2 separate regions of the Homo sapiens genome follow, and region 1 is linked to region 2. A link is a loop called in an ENCODE intact Hi-C map of the cell type or tissue named here. Cell type or tissue: heart left ventricle. All regions are shown on one strand. Links, peaks and the distances in the headings refer to the core of each region. The heading gives the core; the rest is flanking DNA. Region 1 overlaps EYA3 (EYA transcriptional coactivator and phosphatase 3). Region 2 overlaps DNAJC8 (DnaJ heat shock protein family (Hsp40) member C8).

Region 1 (11,370 bases), core at 2,174-10,173, 170 kb after region 2:
TACTTCCCATGTATATTTTTTAAAAAGGTGTAACTTTTTTTTAAAAGGTGTGTCTTGAGTTCTATATAGTGTTTCCTCAAAGGTGATTCTATTCTGGTGGTTCTCAGACCTTTAGCCTACATAAGAATCATCTAGAATACTTGTTTGTAATGTAGAATTCTAGTTTCACCTCCAAAGATTATCATTCAGTAGATCTGATGTGGATAGGGAATCTGCATTTTTGACAAGTTAGCCAGGTGATTCTGGTCCATTGGGAAACTGTCCATTTTGTGGAAAACCACTCTAATTTGTAAAGTGTCTCCTCTAATTTCTTGAATTTCCCACTCATCCCCAAGAAAAAGACCTGTTCCCTAAAATCTTATACTTTACATACTTCAGGGTCAGGAAGTAAGTTGAGTATTCTTGCTCCTTCCAAATAATTTCCTTTTTTCCTTCAAATACTTTGGTTCAACTGGGCATGGTGGATCTTGTCTGTAATCCCAACACTTTGGGAGTCTGAGGCAGGAGGATCACCTGAGGCCAGGAGTTTGAGATCAGCCTGGGCAACAAAGTGAGACCTCCTCGCTACAAAAAATAAAATAAAATAAAATAAATAAAAACTTTGGTTCATTTGAAGTCTACATCTATACCTTCCCCTACCTTTCTATTTTTACTTTAGACTGTCATCCTATTCATTCTGTTCTTTATTTTTTTTTTTATGTTTTTTGAGATGGAGTCTTGCTTTGTTGCCCAGGTTGGAGTGCAGTGGCACAATCTCGACTCACTACAACCTCCGCCTCCCGGGTTCAAGTGATTCTCCTGCCTCAGCCTCCCGAGTAGCTGGGATTACAGGCGCATGCCACCATGCCCAGCTATTTTTTGTATTTTTTTGTTGTTGTTTGTTTGTATTTTTTAGAGGTGGAGTTTCGCTCTTGTCACCCAGGCTGGAATGCAATGGCAAGATCTCCGCTCACTGCAACCTCTGCCTCCCAGGTTCAAGCCATTTTCCTGACTCAGCCTTCCGAATAGCTGGAATTACAGGCACGCACCATCACGCCTGGCTAATTTTTGTATTTTTAGTAGAGATGGGGTTTCACCATGTTGGCCAGGCTGGTCTCGAACTCTTGACCTCAAGTGATCTGCCGGCCTCAGCCTCCCAAAGTGCTGGGATTACAGGCATGAGCCACCACACCCAGCCATTTCCTTCTTGTCAGGATGTAAGCAGCATACTTGCTCTTGTCAGATATAGAGGCTATTATTTGTGTTTCATATGCTATCTGTTTTTACCTTCCCCAAGGACTTTGGTACTATAGTTTTCTTGCCACCACTTGTGTGTCATCACGGTCTTCCCTTTTTATCCTTCCTGTCAGTAAAGAAACATCTTACCATTTTAAAACATAAACACTGCTCCCCCGACCCCCCCCTGCCCCTCCGCCCTTGGCTCCACATCTCTTACTAGTTATGGACCTTCTCTTTGTTCTGTGACATATCAGAACTTCTGCAAGAGTTGCCCTCACTTGCTTTTTCACCTCCCATTCACTTTTCCAGCCTCTCAAATTTAGCTTCTATCCTCACTCTTCCAGTGAAACTGCTGTCGTCAAGGCCATTAGTTATTTTCATGTTGCAAATTCTAGAATACGTTTCTCCTCACATTCTCCCTCTCAGTACTTTTCCTCCCACCTTTCTCCTTTGATGGCCCTTCTTTGGTGGGCCTCAGGGCTTAATTCTAGGCTACCATGTTTCCTCTTTTGGGATTCTCCGATCCATTACATTACTTTAAATATCTTGTACATGGTTAATGAATTCCATATTGATATTTCCAGTCTGACTTCTCCCCTGATTTCATTTGTGTATCAGACTGCCTGTTTGACATCTTTACTGGAAGGAAAATCATACCTAAGATCTTCAAAAAAGAACTTTCGATTCCTTTAGCCCCCGTGACATACACTCTTCTCCCAAACTTGCCCATCTTAGGAAGTGGTATCACTCTCCGTCTAGTTGTTTTCCTCATTCTCTACATCAAATCCATCAGAATGTCCTGTTAGTTTTACCTTCAGAATATATTTCAAAGTCTTTGCCTCATCCCCACTGTTGCTATTCTAGTCCAAGCCAGCATATTACTTACTTGATTCTTCTATAGTATAATGGATATTATATCTTGACTCTTTATAATCATTTTGTGGTTCCCAAGTACTGTGAAGATCAAGTCTCATTCATTCTCTAGAGAAGTGAAAATTGGCCTCAGTCTCCTAGGATGTTGTTGATTCCTTCCAGAATTAAATTAAATTGGAGGAAGATAAGGGTTTGGGTTTTTTAATATATGTGTCAACTGAGAACCATTATGTAGAATTCAAATAAACTTACCTTACATTCTTTGCAATGGATTGTCAAAACTTTAGATCTAATTGACATCTTCATTTTTGTCAAAATGATTAGAGGTGAATGTGATCTCCAATAATTATTTTTAAATACCTCAAACAATAGCATTGGACAAGCTCTTCTGTAATAAACTCACAGGTGTTGATTTGTCTTACTCTTGAGCATTTGAGTTGGCCCCTCATCTACTTTTGATCAAGGTTCTCTTTTTGGGTCAGGTACTCTTCCAGGGAACCTAATTAGACATAAAGTTAATTGGTTCACTTTTAATCAGATATTTACAGCGTTCATACCAGAAGTAGTAATCATGAGAGTCAAGCCTTCATAGCAGCTATTCCAGATGAAGTCATGGGGGTCAAGAGGACAATAGCTGGAAAAGTCTTTGAGAGTTCATCAGAGTATCACATCAGTTCCTCACGTCTGTCTGTGATTTGCCAAACTTAAAGCCTTCACTACAAAACAGAAAAAATAATAGTATAGAAGCATACTTGCATCTATTCTGCTGTTGATTATGCATAGCAGTAGCAGTGGTTTTAAAATAAGATTGGGTGCCTCCCCCAAATCTGTTTTCCTGCAAGTCATTCTTAAGGCTTTTACTCAATATAGTAAGCACTCAAAGAACAAATAAGCTGAAGTAGAATAATGTGGTTTTCCAGACATAAAGCTTGCTTTTTAAGTTTGCCTATCAGCATAGCCGAAAGCTTAGAAGGTTGCTTCATCTATTATTTTAGATCAGTAATGGGTAAAGGTAGAGATCCTTACCAACCTTCAGCTCTTTTCCATACCCCACCCTTCTTTTTTTAACTGCCTCTGGAAGTCTATAAACACATGTATAAACAAAAAAGTGAGATATTTTCTACCACATAGTCTTTCTATCTGGTGTCCAAGCTGTATTCTGTTAATTAGTTTGAAAGACTATACAGTGAGATGTGCAGTTTTCCCATTCCATTTTCGAAATGTTCTAACTTTTTAACCTGGTGATATTATCTTTCTTTCAGTTATGACATGCACCGATTACATCCCTCGCTCATCCAATGATTATACCTCACAAATGTATTCTGCAAAGTAAGTTGAATAATTATTTCCAAAATGCATATGCTTTTTCTGTAGATTCATTGCAAAATTTAATATTATTTTTCCTCTAAAATAATAGATATTTAAATTATTTTTACCTCTCTTATTCTATCGTCATTCCAATTTTTAATTCCCTCTAAATATAGTCTATGTAGTATCCTTTTAAAAAGTAGATGGTGTCTGCAATGGATCATTTTACACAAAAGCTTACTCTAAAATGAGTAGGCACTGAACATGCAAAATAGTGTTAGTGATCAACCATATCATTGATTGACCTCTGATCATTTTCTCTGTCCTGTACCTTGACATATAGCATACAGATTAATAAAAACAAGACTGAATTTCTCAGTCCAATCTGTGTTCGGTTTTTTTTTTTTTTTTTTTTTTTTTAAGATAGAATCTCACTCTGTTTGTTGCCCAGGCTGGAGTGCAGTGGCACGATCTTGGCTCACTGCAACCTCCACCTCCCGGGTTCAAGTGATTCTCCTGCCTCAGCCTCCCGGATAGCTGGGACTACAGGCATGCCACCACGCCCAGCTAATTTTTGTATTTTTTAGTAGAGATGGGATTTCACCATGTTGACCAGGCTGTTTTCAAACGGCTGACCTCAGGTGATCTGCCTACCTCGCAAAGTGCTGGGATTACAGTCGTGAGCCATCACGCCCAGCCTGTGTTCAGTTTCTTGATTGAGGAATGTCCTCAGAGTAGAACCGGGCTTGAAGTTAGACAGGTTTGGTGGGTTAGTCACTAAGAGGTTATGTTTTGGGCCTTCATGGGGTAAGATCAGCATTAATATCAGCCAGGTTTTTCATCTCCAAAGTGGGTAGGTGCAGAACAGTGTGTATACCAAGCTACCTATTGTGCGTAATAAAGAGTGGACCTATGCATACAAAGACACATACAAGTGCATTTATTAAGCCAGGATATGTGCTTATGTGCTTACAGCTGCTGGATACATAAAGAAATTGGTAACAAAAGCAAGAGATACTTTATGGGGCTGTTATAAAAAGGAAACTGTCTTTCTTTTCCCTGGTTATATCTGTTTTTACCTTTTGAATTTTCATTAATTAAAAAATAAACTAATTAAAAAGTCAACCCAATGAGTTCTTCTAATTTTTAATCTGGTATTAACACTAATGGTGTCCTTGGGCTAATCATTTTCATGTGACTTTCTTCTGTGAAATAACTGAACCTATTCTCTGAGATTATTATGAAGAAATTAGATACTAAATGTGAAAACACATTTGAGCTTTGGGCTACAAAGACTCTGCATGAAAAAGGACATTATGGTCTTTACCATATCTGGAGATTAATCCATTTAAGGTCACTAAGATTTAAATCATTCCCATGTGACTTGAGTAACAACTCTAACCTGAGCTATTTCCTGGACTCAGATCTGGCTAAGAAGAATAGTTATTTTTAAATTCAGTTTTTTAGAATGTACTGAGATGTTAATATGTTGCAGATTCCAAATTCATTTATTCATTCAGAAAGTATTTGCATACCTGCTACATTCAGAATTCCTTATTAGCTATCTTAATTATTCTATCTTAATTCAGACCTCTTTATTACTTATCTGAACTGTTTTTTAACTGGATCTCCATTTCCAGTTTCTCCTCCCTTTCTAAACCATTTTACAAAGCAGTGTCAAAATAATCTTTATTAAAGAACAGCTCTGATCTTGTCACTCTTTGCTCAATAATTTCAGTGGCTCTCAGTTTCAGATTTGCCTTTTAGCCTGGCATTCAAGGTCTTTGCTTCCTTTCTCTCGCTACTTCTCTTAATATACTTCCCTCAGTTATCTGTGCTCTTTGCAGGCCGAAGCCCTTGCTTTCCTTACTCTATACCCTCCAGGACTTTTTTCTTGTCCTAGAACACCCTTTCTCTCCCAGTTCTGTGCCTCTTATCTGCTCAGCTAGTATATCACTTCTTTATGGCCTTTCTTCATTTTCCTCTTCCCCCAAAGGTGAAAAAAAAAATTTCCCCTTTAAAACACCCCCTGCTATATTTTATTATGCTTACATGGTACAAATAGCATTTTCTTTTTTACTTATATATACAGTGTAACTCACCAAATGAGATAATTGGTATCTAAAAATTCAGTGCAATATCATGGATGAAACAATTATATCTGCTAGCTAGTGTAAAGTCCCAGGAGTTTCACTGCTGAAATCTCTAGCTATCCCTGATATGGTGGCACCAACTAGTGGCAGTATGCCCTGACTTAAATATCATTGAGGAGATTGAGTCCTGTCTGGAACTTCCCAGATTTTGTTACTTACCTGGGTTCTGTTTTGTAGACTTGATTTGAGGATATTGGAACCCATCTCTACTTCCGTTTTTTGATGTGTTTGCTTGCCTTTTCTCCACCAGCCTCACCCGCTTTTCCAGTCTCACTTTCCCTCTCAGAACTTTAGTTTGGTTCAAGGGGCAGGGTGGAGAATGAGAGCCAATTGCCAATCTTGTTCTCTTAGTTTTCTATTATATTAGGATTTTATTCTAGATGTAGGCATAAGAGCATGAATAAGTTTAATCCATCCTTGTGTCTCACATAGGGCCATGCATGTAGCACACTAGAAATGTTTGTAGGATAATTGGAACTTGGAGGGATGTTTGGAACTATTAAATTTTTCATAAAATTGTTCCTTGGGTTGATGATAGGAGAACGTAGAAAGGAGGAAAGACTTCTACTTTCTGATCATAAGAGCCATTTTAGGCCGGGCGCAGTGGCTCACGCCTGTAATCCCAGCAGTTTGGGAGGCCAAGGTGGGTGGATCACTTGAGGTCGGGAGTTCGAGGCCAGCCTGGCCAACATGGTGAAACACCGTCTCTACTAAAAATACAAAAATTAGCCAGGCATGGTGGTGGGTGCCTGTAATCCCAGGTATTTGGGAGGCTGAGGCAGAAGAATTGCTTGAACCGGGGAGGCAGAGGCTGCAATGAGTTGAGATCATGCCACTGCACTCCAGCCTGGGCGACAGAGCAAGACTCTGTCTCAAAAATAAAAAATTTTTGAAAAGAGCCATTTTATGTGGAAGATTAGTCTCCTTGTTGCAGATTCTTTGCTGTTAGTGGTGGTAGCTATTTTACCTATTTTTCGTTACTAAAGTAAATCACACAAAAGTTTTTGTTTTCATGAAATTTTCCAGACCTTATGCACATATTCTCTCAGTTCCTGTTTCGGAAACTGCTTACCCTGGACAGACTCAATACCAGACACTACAGCAGACTCAACCCTATGCTGTCTACCCTCAGGCAACCCAAACGTATGGACTACCTCCTTTTGGTAAGGCACTGTATTGTAAACAATTTCTAAGAATGTTGATTTTATTCCGCAGAAACTTTGATCAGCCATGCATCATTCTTTACAAAGCACTTAGTTACATATGTGGTTGGGTATGCAACTTTGCAACAGTATGTTTGATGCATGTAATAAAAAAATCATAGTTTTTCAGTACTCATTTAGCTATTTTGTATGTACTAAGTCTTGACCCTGAAGCTTGGAATCTTTAAGTGTTTGGTAAATTCTTTGAGGATTTGCTATTGATTTGACTTACTTTATATACAATGTAGTATGGTACTATCATTAGGAAAGCATAATAAATATATTTCGAGGTGGCCAATTTCTTGCTAACACCAGGTAGTCTGAATATGTATCATAGTTTGCTCTGTGGGGTTTTTTTTGCCAACTTCTCCCTCTCCTTTCTCCCCTAACCCCACCCAAAACTGATCAGATATTGTTCTGCTGAACCAAAAAGTCATTTTAGAATACCGGAAATCCCCAATTTTCTTATAACCTTATGTGCCTAGGGAGTTATTTTCATTGGTTTTAGGTGTCTTGGACATGAACTATAAATTAAAATGATTTATCAGAAGTCACTTTAAGGTTCTTTGGGCACTTAATATCTGTGCTTATTTTTCTATGTGTGTAAATGCAGTGTGCTTCATTGCTCCTTCCCTGCTTTCCTGAAATGGGTGCCAGAAAATTAAAAGAATACTATATTATTTAAAAATATGTAATATGTAACAAAATTATATTTCTATAGGCTTTATTTAATCAAGCTACGAATTAGAAAAATTTTCCAGACAGATGACCACACAGATTCTGGATGTATTAATGTACCTGCATCTAGTTTCTGCATTCCTGTTTCTCCTGACCTGTTTGGCTACTCTTTTATGATATTGGCAGCTTTCTTACTTTTAGGCTTGTTAGAATTCTTTGGCTCCTGGTAACTGCTAGAAATAAGAATTGGGAATTATGTTTAATAATAGTGGGGTTGATAACTTCATATGAAATGGGAAACAAATTTTCTTGTTTCCCCATTTGTATATCCATGTTTCCATGCCTGTTAGTACCAGCCAGGGTACTCAGATCTTATATTTATGATATGATTAACCAGCCAACACTGAATGGACCTTTTGAAAGACCCCTCTGTGAATATGTTTGTGTTTATTTCTTTTTGGTTATTTAAAGCTGATTTTTCAACAGTTGACTAATAATAGGCTAGCAATTATAATTTTTAAATTACAGTTTTTTAAATCTTCTGTTTTGATTTGAATTATTATTATTAGCCCTTTACAACAGTTGATCATTCCTGCTGTTCAATATTAAATACAACTCCTATTACATCTCTGAGCATGATTTATGGAATACCTCAGATAATTCTGTGTGCATATGGATCCTAGATATAATTAATTTTTTAAATGATCACTATATTTCCCTTAAACTATTATTATTATTATTTTGAGACAGAGTCTCGCTGTGTGCACCACCAAGCCTGCCTAATTTTTGTATTTTAGTAGAGACAGGGTTTCACCATTTTGGCCAGCTGGTCTCAAACTCCTGGCCTCAAGTGATCTGCCCAGCTTGGCCTGCCAAAATGCTGGGATTACAGGCATGAGCCACCACGCCCGGCCCCGTTTGGGCAGATCTCTTGAGGCCGGGAGTTCGAGACCAGCCTAGCCAACATGGTGAAACCCTGTTTCTATTAAAAATACAAAAAAAAAATTAGCCGGGCATGGTGGTGGGCACCTGTAATCCCAGCTACTCAGGAGGCTGAGGCATGAGAATCACTCGAACCTGGGAGACAGAAGTTGCAGTGAGCCGAGATGGTGCCACTGCACTCCAGCCTGGGCGACAGAGCAAGACTGTCTCAAAAATAATAATAATAATAATAATAATAATAATACATTAAAAAAGAAAAAAATTCTGTAAAGTAAATAGATCTCTATTAAAACCTTGAAGGATACATGTTTATATTGTATGCTGGTAATATTGTTAATAATAGGCTCCTTTAATAATCTGGTTTTGTTTAATATTTGAGGGCAAGGAAGACTTGTGTTTCCCAATTTCTTCTATCAGTAATTCAGAAAGAGATAATCATTAGCTTAAATTTGACTTTAAGTAATGTATGAGACTTACTGGAGAGAGATTTTGGTTGGGGTAATGTGAATGATAGAGATGGCATATTCTCAGAATTTACCAGAGAAATTATAAGAGAGGTTTGTAAAACTTTTAAAAGTGACTGTATTTTGAAAAGATGTTTTCTTGTGTTTTATCATGTGGCTTTTTTTGGTAATGTGTTAAATTAAGTAGGAGAAAACACTTGATTTCTTTCTTTCGAAATCAAGATTTTGATACATTGTGTCATCTTAGTGCTGCCTGTTTTCAGATTAGCTAATTCGTTTTATTTCAGATGCAAATAGGGCTTCAGAAAAATTCATTATAATAATATTACCTTGTCTCTATTATTTACTATAATAAGCTGTATACTAAGAATAAGTATTTCACGCTGTATAGTATTGTCTCATGTAATCCTCAGAACAGCCCTAAGAGGTAAGCTAGCTTTATCCCTTTTTATAGGGGAGAAGCAGAGTTAAATCATGTGCCCAAAGTTCATACAATTAGTAAAAGCCTGGGATTATAATTGAACCCAGGATTGTTTCATTCTAGAAGTGCTCATAACTTTAGGTCTATATCAAAAAGATGGTCTCAGAGTTGAGTTTGAAATTAAAAAGCTTCCTCCTCTTGAAGAAAGGAGAAAAGACTAGAAGAAATCTAAGAAGGCTATATGATGAGTAATCTTTTAAAGTAAAGAAATACTGATCATATTCTTCCCAGAGCTGTATACAAATGGGGTGGGATGGCAGAAAGGGGATTAGAAGTTTAACTTCTAGGAATCTGAAGGAGTATGTGTAAGGAAAAGGGTACTTGTTTAATGTTAGTGGGAGTTATAAAATATGCCTTTAGGTGCCACTGTTCTGATTTCTTTTAAAAGAACTTTAATGTGAGTTGGAGGAGTGGGTGATATGCATTAAGAGCCTTAAGGATGTTCATTTCATTTCCCTCAGTAATTTCACTTCTGGGAATGTATCCTATGGAACTAATTAGAGATACCCACAAAAATGTGCTGACCAACATACTCATTGAAGCATTATTTATAATATGAAAAAACTGAAAACCTAAAACTTGAATATTAAGGTATGTGTTAAATTGTATATGGCTGCTGCATAGCCATTATAAATCATCTTCTTAAAAAATATTTAGGGTCTTGAGAAAACAGTGTATTATTAATTGAAAAAAGCAATATGTAATAGCAAAAACACAATGTTGTAATACCAATTTAGTATTTTTAAAAATATGTGTATAGCCAGGTGCGGTAGTGCATGCCTGTAGTTCCAGCTACTTGGGAGACTGAGGTAGGAGGATCGCTTGAGCCCAGGAGTCCTGGGCTGTAGTGCGCTATGCTGATTGGGTATCTTCACTAAGTTCAGCATCAATGTGGTGACCTCCTGGGGGTGGGGGACCGCCAGGTTGCCTAAGGAAGGGTGAACTGGCCCAGGTTAGAAACAGCAGGTTAAAACCCCATTGCTGATCAGTAGTGGGATCATGCCTGTGAATAGCCACTGCACTCCGGCGTGGACAATGTAGTGAGACCTTGCCTCTAAAAAGAAAAAAAAAATGTGCGTAAAGAATAATTGGAAGCAAAAAAAGTGGCTGTTTTTCCTACAGACGTTTTAAAAAATATATACATATACTTTGTTTATAATCAGGAAAAGTACTTACATTAAATTACTTACTATTTATAATAGCCTATCCAAATGAGCTGCTGAATCAACAAGCCAAAATATCCTTTCATGTGCTTTTTCTAGCATTGGTGTGTACTTCAGTTCCTCACCAGACTAATCTCTAAAGAGCACTATACGAGTTACTATAAATTGAACTGATGAGATTAGTTTGGATAGTGACTAATCAATAGTGAAGTACTTGTGCTGAGAAACTTGGGTAGAGTTTGTGATAAGACCCCATTCTGGGGGCATCAGGAAGGCACTCAGAGACAGACTTACTTACCCATTGTTAGCTTGACAGTTTCTCTGCAGCAGGCTCTTGATGCTTAAAAGTACTTGAGAAACTTGGTAGTTGTTGGCATAGAGCAGTGGACTGGGAGTCCTGTAATTAGGGTTTGGTTTCCTTGTTTACTATGAGCAATAGTGCTGTGGAGTCAAACCATTGGATCATGCTGCCTATTATCTGGAATTCTGGGAGGGTTGCTTTTAGAGGAAGATGATTTGCATGTCTGAAGAGCCAGGTCTACAGTGATGCTGGAGGTACTGTCTGTATTGTTTTTTATTCCTCATAAAATAATTATATATTAGACATCTACTTTATGTTTCTGGCCAAAGATATTCAAAACTAGCTAGCTATCTCCTACTTATTTTGGACATTTGTGTTCTAATTTTTGATCTTATAAGAGGGAGACTATCAAAACATTCTCAGTTGATACTATTGTTATTAATAAGGTATTATTTTCATATAGTGTAAAAATAAACATGTTTATAAATCTACCACCTTAGGGTCAAAACCTATTTGGAAAAAGAAATCACAGTGATGACAATAAATCTGAAAGTTATTGTGACATTGAAATAGCAATTTGTTTACCA
Region 2 (11,370 bases), core at 2,147-10,146:
TTTAAGGCTGTGTAACTGTTTTGTAAAAAAAAGCTCATAATAATATATAAAATCTTAAATAATTTAATGACCATAGCTTACCTATGAATAGAATGAATTTTATATCCAAATAGAATCTCTGCAACTCCTTAATTAAGAGGGATAAGTATAAAGTAGAATAATAGAGCTTGCATGGAGTTGTAACTACCAAACCCCCTGTCTTCTAGGAGGGAACATATCAAATGATTCATAGCACATTTTTATCTTTAAGACTCCATTTGTCTGTAATTTTATCTTTTATTTTTATTCTTATTTTTCGAGACAGAGTCTTGCTTTGTCGCCCACGCTGGAGTGTAGTGGCATGATCTCAGGTCACTGCAACCTCCACCTCCTGGGTTCAAGCAGTTCTCCTGCCTCAGCCTCCCAGGTAGCTGGTATTACAAGTGCATGCCACCACACCCGGCTAATTTTTGTATTTTGGTAGAGACAGAGTTTCCCTATGTTGGCCAGGCTGGTGACGAACTCCTGACCTCAAGTGATCTACCTGCTTCAGCCTCCCCAAAATGCAGGAATTACCGGTGTGAGCCACTGCACCCGGCCGTAATTTTATCTTTTGCCAACTTAAATGAATACCTAAGAGATAACTGGTATAAAGAGTGCTTTTTGAAAGTTCTCCAGGAAAGGAGATCTATAGCTTCTGAATCTTGCCCATTCGTAGGTTTAATAACTGGAACTACAAAGTTTTAAAGTAAACTTAAAAAAAAAATCCTTCCAGTTTTGACAGCTGAGTAACCCTCCCCCCAGCCTTTTTTTCTTAAAAATTATTATTATTTTTTGAGACAGGGTCTCACTCTGTCACCTAGGCTGGAGTACAGTGGTGTGATCTTGGCTCACTGCAACCTGTGCCTCCTGAGTTTAAGCAATCCTCCCTCCTCAACCTCCCCAGTAGCTGGGACTACAGGTGTGCATCACCATGCTCAGATAATTTTTGTATTTTTTGTAGAGACAGAGTTTCGCCATGTTGCCCAGGCTGGTCTCAATTCTGGGCTCAAGCGATCTGCTGGCCTCAGCCTCTCAAAGTGCCATGATTACAGGCATGAGCCACCGTGCCTGGCTACCTTTTTTTCTGAGTTGAATAATCGTAGTCCCTATAATTTGCCTTTGCAAATTGGATTTTCTATATATTCCATGTCTTTTAAAAAAACTTTCCTTAGCTTCTTTATAGTCTTATGTACTTCATATTTTAATAGGGTCTGACCAGAGCTGAATGTAATTTTCAGCTTCTGATGAGATACTTGTTAATATCCAGTGGTGTGCTTGTTTCTTCAGTACAGTAATTTTCCCCATATTGCTGACTCATAGTCATTTTCTGATCTACAGTTAAGCCAAGATGTTTTTTAACTTGGTCTACGTAATCATATCCCATTATATAACTTTATAGCTTTTTTTTTTCCTTCCTAAGCTCTACTCTATACTTATATTTAGCTTTTTCCTTTTTCTAAAATTTCAAATTTTCTAATATGCATTACTAATCATTCCCATATTAATAAGCATTTAAGTTCATAGTCAAAACAATTTTTTATGTAGCTACATAAATAATAAGAGTTAAGAATTCTTAATAAATCATTAATATGGACTGATAGTTAAGAGTGTGCATATTGGAGCTATACAACTAGTTTAAATCTTGACTGTACCACTTAACAAGCAGTGTAAACTTGAGCAAGTTACATTTAACCTTTCCGTGTCTGTTACCCCGTTTGTAAAATGTAATAATGGTGTCTATCCCATGAGTTTGTTGTAAGAATTTAAATGATGTATTACACAGAAGGCATTTAGAGTAACTCTTGGCACATAATGTATCCTCACTATATGCTAACTATTGTCAGCGTGTGTTAGTCTGCTAATTTCTTTACTTGCATTGTTTGTTTCATTCTTATATCAGCCCAATTAGATATAGGTACATAGTATTATCTCATTTACAGAGCAGGAAGCGGAGGCAGAGATAGGTTAAGTGATTTGCTCGAGGTCTCATAGCTAGTAGGTGATTGAAGTTGGAATTAGAACCCAGCATAATGGTTCCAGTAATGCTGAACGGAGCGTTAGATTCCCATTTGTTCTCATTCCCCGACATAGTTCCCTGGGTTCCAACTAGTTGGTTTCTGTCAATTGACAATATGTCATGGTTTTTAACTGTGAGTATCTGAATTACCTATGAAAGTTCTTTTTTTTTTAGCTGGTTTATTATAAAAATTTTATATAGAAAAAAGAATGGACAAGCATAGTGGCTCATGCCTGTAATCCTAGTATTTTGGGACATTGAGTCGGGCAGATTGCTTGAGCTCAGGAGTTCGTGACCAGCCTGGGCAACATGGTGAAACCCCGTCTCTACAAAAAACGAAAAACAACAACAGCAAAAGCCAAAAATTAGCCGTGCCTGTAGTCCCAGCTACTCAGAAGGCTGAGGTGGGAGGATCACTTGAGTCCAGGAGATTGAGGCTGCAGTGAGCTGGGATAGCACCATTGCACTCCAGCCTGGATGATAGAGCAACACTCTGTCTCAAAAAAAAAAAAAAAAAAAAGAATAGAACAACGAATATTCATGTATCCACCATCTATATTGAATAGTTAATTTCATTTATATATATATATATATATATATATATATATATATATATATATATATTTATTTATTTATTGAGACGGAGTCCGGCTCTGTCACCCAGGTTGCAGTACAGTGTTGCGATCTTGGCTCACGGCAGCCTCCACCTCCTGAGTTCAAGTGATTCTCTTGCCTCAGCGTCCTGAGTAGCTGGTATTATAGATGTGTGCCACTGTGCCTGCCAAATTTTTGTATTTTTAGTAGAGACGGGGTTTCACCATGTAGGCCAGGCTGGTCTCGAACTCCTGACCTCAAGTGATCTGCCAGCCTCAGCCTTCCAAAGTGCTGGGATTACAGGCGGGAGCCACTGCTCCTGGCAGACACTGACTATATATTTAACTATATATTTTTGGCTGAATCATTGTAAATTGCAATAAACCATGATGCTTTACCCCTAAATACTTCAGCTTGTACCCTTCCCAAAAAAAGGACATTTTCTTGCATAATCACTTATCCCACCTAACAAAATAAGGGCTAATTCCCTACGATCATCTGAAACCCAGTCTAGTAGAGGTTTACAAAGTGCAGATGCCAAAGACTAACTCAGAAGGTCTGAGGGTGGAAATTAGAATGTTGTCTTTTTCAGAAGCTTCACAGGGTTGGAGCACAGGCAGAATGAGAAACTGCTTTAGATTAGGAGTTCTTTTAGGAGAGAGTTGATGTCTCATACCTGCTTTAGCCACCTTAGTGCTTAGTACAGGTTGAGTATCCCTTATCTGAAATGCTTGAGACTAGAAGTATTTCAGATTTCAGATTTTTTCAGATTTTGGAATATTTGCAGAATGCATAATGGTCGAGCATCCCTAATCCGAAAATTCAAAATGTTCCAATGAGCGTTTCCTTTGAGCATCATGTTAGCACTCAGAAAGTTTCAGATTTTGGAGCCTTTTGGATTTTGGGTGCTCAACCTGCATAAGGAACATAATAGGAACTTGATACCTTTCAGTCTCCCTCCTCCCCCAAATTATTACAACATCTTCATAGTGCTAGGCTTCCATTTGTTTTTGTTTTTGTTTTTGTTTTTGTTTTTTCCTGGAGACAGGGTCTCACTTTGTTGCCCAGGCTGGAGTGCAGTGGCACAATCTCAACCTCCCAGGCTCAAGTGATTCTCCCACGTTAGCTTCCTAAATAGCTTGGACTACAGGCGACCACCACCATGTCTGGGTAATTAAAAAATTTTTTTTTTGTAGAGACAGGGTCTTGCTATGTTGCTCAGGCTGGTCTCGAAGTCCTGGGCTTAAGTAATCCTCTCACCTCAGCCTCCCAAAGTGGTGGGATGACAGGCGTGAGCCTCTGTGCCTGGCATGTTTGGTCTCAACTTTGTGATTAAAACCTGAAATGTTTCCTAGTTGTACCTTTACCTTTTGGTGCTTGAATTTTGTTAAAGATCAGTATTTCTGGGCATTTAAAGAGATTTGTTAATTTTTTAAATGCTTTTGCTAAGAGTCTCTTTTTGCCGTAGGACCTTAGAGCTTTTGGTTGTAACGAGACAGGGCAGGCTGGAAGTTAGTAAATGTTTCCCTTATTGACAACCCCAACTTTTCTCTTATTGTAGTTATCCATCTTGGTGCATCCTGACAAAAATCAAGATGATGCTGACAGAGCACAAAAGGCTTTTGAAGGTATTTGTAAATTTACCTGCTTCTGAGTATTAGATTGTGAATGGCAGGGCCTAACTGTTCCTTGTCCTAGATCAAGCAAAGACTGTTATAGTTTTGTCTTCTGGTCACCAAGAAGCTGTGGTTTTCAGTAGAGCAGTTGCCATTTCAAAGCAGAATGTTGTTGTTTAAGAAGTAGACCTTAACTTTGCTTTGTTAAAACTTTTATATGCCAACAAAGACTGTTATTGCATAGGATCATTTTTTTTCTTTGAACATAAAGAATTTTATCACTGAATTAAATCCAGATGTAGTGTATTTAGCCTTGAGTATATATTTAATTTTTTCCAAGGCTCTTAAGGAAAGTCATTGCTATAGTTGAATGTTTTTTTTAACTTAGTTTAACGACAGTAAATAATTAAAGTAGGGAATGCTTTAGAGAGCACAAGTCCATTTACACTGCCTGAGTATAGTTCAGACTTTCAGAGGGTGTTTGCAGAAACAGTTAATTTCAATGTTTTGCATTAGCTGTGGACAAAGCTTACAAGTTGCTACTGGATCAGGAGCAAAAGAAGAGGGCCCTGGATGTAATTCAGGCAGGAAAAGAATACGTGGAACACACTGTAAGTATTTATAGTGCTGCTGTGTTTACAGGAAGTATCAGCAAGCCTTGGGCACCTTGTAGAAGGGTACATATGAACATAGTAATGCCTACTGGCACAACCTGTGGCTACTTCTGTGCTCTCTACCACTTTGCTGTGGTGGTCATGAATAGTGTGTGCCTGAAGCTGTAATTCACCCCTAAGAGAAGAACTCAGATGAGGAGTAGCTGGTACACTGCTCCTACCTCTTTCCCTACCAGTCCTGTGTTGGGGAGAAAGGGTTGTTCTCTCCCTCTCATCACATATTGCCACTTACCCCATTCTTAGAGTGGAAACGTGGAGCAGCCTGTGACTCTTGACTCTTGATTTTTATTCTTGTCCCTGTGAAGGGTTTGCAACAAGGCTTGGCAAAGGCTAGCAAGAGGATAGGCGTAAACTTTTTTTAAAATAGGAGGAGGTTTATGTCCATCTTAATAACAGAGTTGGGAAGAACTCAGTTGAAGGAAACTGAGTTGTAGCTGGTGTTATTTTTGTTTGCTCTTGAGGGCATACATAAGTCTCCAATGTGGTGGGAAATGTCAGTATGGCTTTCCCAAGGTAAGAAAGGTCTTTTAACTTTTTACTTGCTGGGGCAAGAATCTTGAGGTCATTTGTAAGAGCTGCTTCAATTGTGATTGGATGACTTTTCACATGAAGAGCTTTGAAATCTGAGACAACTTTATAACCATAATAATGAATCCAGTTTCGGTGAGGAAAATGGATAAGAAGAGGAGACAAAGGGCCCATAACTATATCCTGCGGGTCATGTGTTGGAAATGGCACTTGTAGGCCCTATCCTGGTAGAAATAGGGAAAGTGCCTGACAGTTTCTCCTTAAATCATTGTGGCTTCGTATGTCTTTCACCTGTAAGAAAGTCATCCTTAGGCTTCCTGACCACAGGGTGGCAGTAGGGCCTTTCTGAGCTTAGAGGGTACTTGGCCTTTGCTGGTATAATAGACTGGTTAGTTCATGGAGTAGTGTCATTCTTGTATGAATTCGTATATTTATTTATTTATTTTTTATCTCAGTAGTGGCCAATGTGATAAAAGTATCAGTTAATATGATATGTGGTTTAAGGAGGTTCCATGGTGAAAGTGATCAAGAATGCAGTTATAGAAATGCCAGAAAAACTACTTGGACATAATGCCACAGATTCTGTAGCTTCTTCTAAAACTTGACAGATATATTTGCTTTGCTCTAAACACATAACCACAAGCCAAGAAAGGTAAATAAGTAGTCTGTTTCAAAGACTTTTTGGATCTGATGAGTTGGGGACAACCTCCCGTTGGTCCCCTTTCATCTTTCATTCTTCCTGGTAGATTGGATTTTAGATGAGATTAGAAAAAGGACTTGTGGTTCCTAATTTTCCTTGATTCTGTTGTTCTTTTGAGGAGGGAGGGGAGGGGCTCTTTTTTTTTTTAATGAAAACTTTTTGCTATACCCGTGCCTATAGAAAGTTAAATATATTGTATGTGTACAGCCCAGTGGATATTCTCAAAGCACAGATGCTCGTCTTTTGATGAAAAAAAATTCTTTTTAGGTGAAAGAGCGAAAAAAACAATTAAAGAAGGAAGGAAAACCTACAATTGTAGAGGAGGATGATCCTGAGCTGGTGAGTTAAATATAGGAAAAGCCACTGTATCTTGTGTGATTGTGTCTACGAATTGGTGGGTTACAGAGACAGAAGCCAAAAGAATGATGAATATATGCTATTTCACATTTATTTATTTATTTATTTATTATTTTTGAGACTGAGTTTCACTCTTGTTGCCCAGGCTGGAGGGCAATGGCGCGATCTCGGCTCACTGCAACCTCTGCCTCCTGGGTTCAAACGATTCTTCTGCCTCAGCCTCCCAAGTAGCTGGGATTACCAGCATGTACCACCATGCCCGGTTAATTTTGTATTTTTAGTAGAGATGGGGTTTCTCCATGTTTGTCAGTCTGGTCTCGAACTCCTGACCTCAGATGATCCGCCTGCCTTGGCCTCCCAAAGTCCTGGGATTGCAGGCTACAGGCATGAGCCACCCTGCCCGGCCTCTGGCTAATTTTTTTGTATTTTTAGTAGAGACGGGGTTTCATCATGTTGGCTAGGCTGGTCTTGAACTTCTGACCTCAGGTGATCCACCCGCCTCGGCCTCCCAAAGTGTTGGGATTACAGGCATGAGCCACCGTGCGCGGCCTAATTTTTATTTTTTAAAAAAACATTTTATTTGGCTGGGCGCAGTGGCTCACGCCTGTAATCCCAGAAATTTGGGAGGCCGTGGCGGGTGGATCATGAGATCAGGAGTTCGAGACCATCCGGGCCAACATGGTGAAACCCCGTCTCTACTAAAAATACAGAAATTATCTGGGCGTGGTGGCACGTGCCTGTAATCCCAACTACCCGAGAGGCTGAGGCAGGAGAATTGCTTGAACCTGGGAGGCAGAGATTGCAGTGAGCCAAGATCGCGCCACTGCACCTCCGCCTGGTGACATAGCAAGACTCTGTCTTAAAACAACAACAACAACAACAACAACAACAAACATTTTATTTGAACTTAAAACATATAAATATACATTTATTTATGTATTTGTTTGAGACGGGGTCTTACTCTGTTGCCCAGGCTAGAGAGCAGTGGTGCGATCTCAGCTCACTGCAACCTCTGCCTCCCAGGTTCAAGTGATTCTCCTGCCTTAGCCTCCTGAGTAGCTGGGATTACAGATGCCCGCCATCAAGCCTGGCTAATTTTTGTATTTTTAATAGAGACGGGATGTCATCATGTTGGTCAGGCTGATCTCAAACTCCTGACCTCAAGTGATCTGCCCTCCTCGGCCTCCCAAAGTGCTGGGATTACAGGCGTGGACCACCGCACCTGGCCCAATTTTTTTCAGTTGTTTTTTTTTTTCCTGATTATAAAAGAACACATGCTAATGATAGAAAATTTGGAAAAAGAGAAATATAAAAAATATAAAATCGCAGTGTCTGTCTATCCCGTGTATGGAGCTTTTAAATATACTGAGCTATTCATTACAGACTCCTTTATCCCTTTGATGTTTGTCTTTATTAGGGACTGGGGTTGAAGCATTGCTTTTAGTGAGCAGTGTCTAGCAGGTAACAGGATAAAAGAGAAGTCACAGAGATTTAGGGACTTCTTTATTTTCCTTTCTCTCCATATATCACTCTTTGCTCCAGTGTCTGATTTTAGAATTTAGGCACTATTAAATATGCATGACAGATTACTTTTGTACTTCCATGTCTATTTAAAATACTTTATATCTGGAGAAAAATATTTAAAGGTAGAATAACATAAGCTGTGTTCTTAAGAACTCTTGAAAATAAAGAATTAAAAACTGGTAGGGAGGGCATTGTGATTTCATTAACTTAGTGTGACAGGGGCTGGGTCACTTACGTTCACTTATTTTTTTGTAATTCTTTTTAGAGATAGGGTCTCCCTTTGTCACCCCGGCTGGAATATAGTGGCATGATCTTAACTCACTGCAGCCTTGACCTCCTAGGCTCAAGTGATCCTCCCACCTTAGTGGATATTATACATTCTAATAATAACCTCTGGTGGCTCATACCTATAATCCAAGTGCTTTGGGGGCTGAAGTAGGAGGATCTTTTCAGCTTAGGAGTTGAGGCTGCAGTGAGCTATGATCACACCACTGCACTCTAGCCTGGGTGACAGATTGAGACCCTGTTTCAAAAACAATAATAATAAATAATAATAGCTTCTGTTCCTATCATTGTAAGACTATCATATAATATACTTTTTTAAAAAAGAGATAGAGTCTTGCTCTGTTGTCCAGGCTGGAGTGCAGTGGCATAGTCATGGCTCACTGCAGCCTTGACCTCCTGAGCTCAAGCGATCCTCCCACCTCAGCCTTCTGAGTAGCTGGGACTACAAGTGTGCGCCACCACACCTGGTTAATGTTTTATTTTTAATATTTTTTGTAGAGATGGGATCTCACTATGTTGCTCAGGGTGGTCTCAAACTCCAGGGCTTAAGTGATCCTGCTGTCTTAGCCTCTTGAAACGCTGGATCTACAGGTGTGCACCACCATGCCCCGCTAATTTTTGTTTTTGAGACGGAGTTTCCCTCTTGTTGCCCAGGCTGGGGTGCAATGGCATGATCTCAGCTCCCTGCAACCTCTGTCTCCTGGGTTCAAGTGATTCTCCTGCCTCAGCCTCCCGAGTAGCTGGGATTACAGTCACGCACCAACATGCTTGGCTAATTTTTGTATTTTTGATAGAGACAGAGTTTCACCATGTTGGCCAGGCTGGTCTTGAACTCCTGGCCTCAGGTGATCTGCCCACCTTGGCCTTCCAAAGTGCTGGGATTACAGGTGTGAGCTACTGCGCCTGGCCTGCACGCTAGTTTTAAAAAAAATTTTTTTGTAGCAATAGAGTTTCACTATGTTGCCAGGGCAGTCAAGCTCTTAGCCTCAAACGATTCTCCTGCCTTTGGCCTTCCAAAGTGTTGGAATTACAGATGTGAGCCACGGTGCACAGCCTGTGCCAGGTTTTAATCTGCTTTATCTTGGACTCCAGGTGAAAGTACATGGTTCAAGTTGCTGGTAAAAATATTTACTCTGATTTTCTTTTGTTCTTGATTTTCCTGTAGTTCAAACAAGCTGTATATAAACAGACAATGAAACTCTTTGCAGAGCTGGAAATTAAAAGGAAAGAGAGAGAAGCCAAAGAGATGCATGAAAGGTACATATCAGTATATTCATTTAAACCATATTTAAATACCTAGATTAACTAACATTGGTCTTTGGTGATTTTCCTAATGAGGGAATTATATAGTATACCATTTAAGAGACTATAAAAATAGTTACCTAAAAACAGTCAAGCTTTTGAATCACCAGGGTAAGTAGTTTTTTTCTTTGACTTTTGAGAATTATTGAATAGGTCTGTCCTTAGGGAGTGTATTTTTTATTTATTTTTTTGAGACACAGTCTTGCTCTGTAGCCAGGCTGGAATGCAGTGGTGCGATCTTGGCTCACTGCAACCTCCACCTCCCAGGTTCTAGCAGTTCCCCTGCCTCAGCCTCCTGAGTAGCTGGGACTACAGGTGTACACCACCATGCCCGGCTAATTTTTTGTATTTTAGTAGAGACAGGGTTTCACCATGTTGGCCAGGATGGTCTCGATCTCCTGACCTCGTGATCTGCCTGCCTTGCCCTCCCAAAGTGTTAGGATTACAGGCATGAGCCACTGCATGCTGCCAGGGAGTTTATTTATAATCAAGAGCCTTGTGTGTGTTCTTCCTGATGTCCTGGAGTGAAATAAGCAGTTATTAAGGCCATTGTTACTGAAGCCAGAACCTTTTGTGGGGCTAGTGGCTACAGCTTTGGTGAGTGTATAGTACTGTAGTGTCATCAGTAACAAAATGTTTAATGTTCTAAAATATGATTTCTCTTGAACATCAGAAATGTTAGAATTTCGCTTTTGTTGCCCAGGCTGGAGTGCAATGGCATGATCTTGGCTCACTGCAACCTCCACCTCCCCAGGTTCAGGTGATTCTCCTGCCTGGCTAATTTTTGCATTTTTAGTAGAGACGGGGTTTCACCATGTTGGTCAGGCTGGTCTCGAACTCCTGACCTCACATGATCCACCTGCCCCAGCCTCCCAAAGTGCTGGCGTTACAGGCATGAGCCGCTACATCCGGCCGAGTTTTGTTTCTGTATGTATTTTATATTGTTGCTTGGTAGGTACCAGTAACTAAAATTTGCTAGTTGAGGTTGTGTGAAATATCTTTGTTTTCGGATAGGGTTTTGTCCAGAGATCTTAAGAACTTTGGCTTTATAATGGTCATTCTGCTGAAATAAGGTGGCCTGTGTTCTCGACATAGCTTTGTCACTGAAAGAGCCCAAAACCTCAGATTGCTCTTGGCTGGGCTTTAGTTACTTTATCTGTGTAACAAGGATATTTATGTCTTTCCCCACAGCCATGCCCAAGTCTGATCTGCGTGTTTTAGAATGAGACATTCATGAAAATGCTATGAGCCCTTTCCAGACAGCCATCTTTGTAGACTTCTAGGGAATTGATTTACTATATATGCTTGCTTCTGTGGGGAGATGCCACCTTGTATGGTTAATTCAGTCTGTAAGTATCATATAAATACTATGATCTGGTTTTCCTCCTAGGAAACGACAAAGGGAAGAAGAGATTGAAGCTCAAGAAAAAGCCAAACGGGAAAGAGAGTGGCAGAAAAACTTTGAGGTAAATTTCCAAGGTGGCCAGGGATTCTAATTCCAGAATAAGGCAGCTTGGTTCCTGTGGCGCTCCCAGGACTGAGTGGGGCAGTCAGAGGGGAGTGGGATATGTGGGGAAGAGTGGGAGAGGTGAAGAATGAGGCTGGGCCTGCCTCAGCCTCCTGTAAGCTCTGTAGCCTTGGCAAGGACGATGAGGATCCCTGAATGGCTTTTTTAAAATTTATTTTTAAAAATTATTGTTTAATTTCTTTTTACAGCACACTAACAGTTTCACCCTGAATGGTTTTTTAGAT

The links. A loop is a pair of places that touch in the nucleus more often than their neighbours do. Peaks named below come from ENCODE experiments on the same cell type or tissue, not always from the same donor. Only the 100,000 strongest peaks of a DNase experiment are listed, where the experiment ranks them.
Region 1: a loop joins it to region 2, with 10 times the contacts of the local background. A loop is called at or near these places in 6 of 110 quality-filtered maps.

What each region holds. Positions count from the first base shown.
Region 1 is chr1:28,030,889-28,042,258 of GRCh38, reverse strand. EYA3 (EYA transcriptional coactivator and phosphatase 3) reads left to right here. Exons shown (of 18, transcript NM_001990.4): 5 at 3,354-3,420; 6 at 6,579-6,715. It also overlaps the pseudogene RN7SL559P. Among named protein-coding and RNA genes, the nearest start is that of EYA3, 52 kb to the left of the region's middle. In heart left ventricle, for the core only: a CTCF peak has its summit at 5,624; no DNase peak of the experiment used is centred there.
Region 2 is chr1:28,203,461-28,214,830 of GRCh38, reverse strand. It overlaps DNAJC8 (DnaJ heat shock protein family (Hsp40) member C8), which reads left to right. Exons shown (of 9, transcript NM_014280.3): 4 at 4,194-4,260; 5 at 4,765-4,859; 6 at 6,418-6,489; 7 at 9,482-9,573; 8 at 11,009-11,084. Among named protein-coding and RNA genes, the nearest start is that of DNAJC8, 24 kb to the left of the region's middle. In heart left ventricle, for the core only: a CTCF peak has its summit at 5,782 (motif pointing right); no DNase peak of the experiment used is centred there.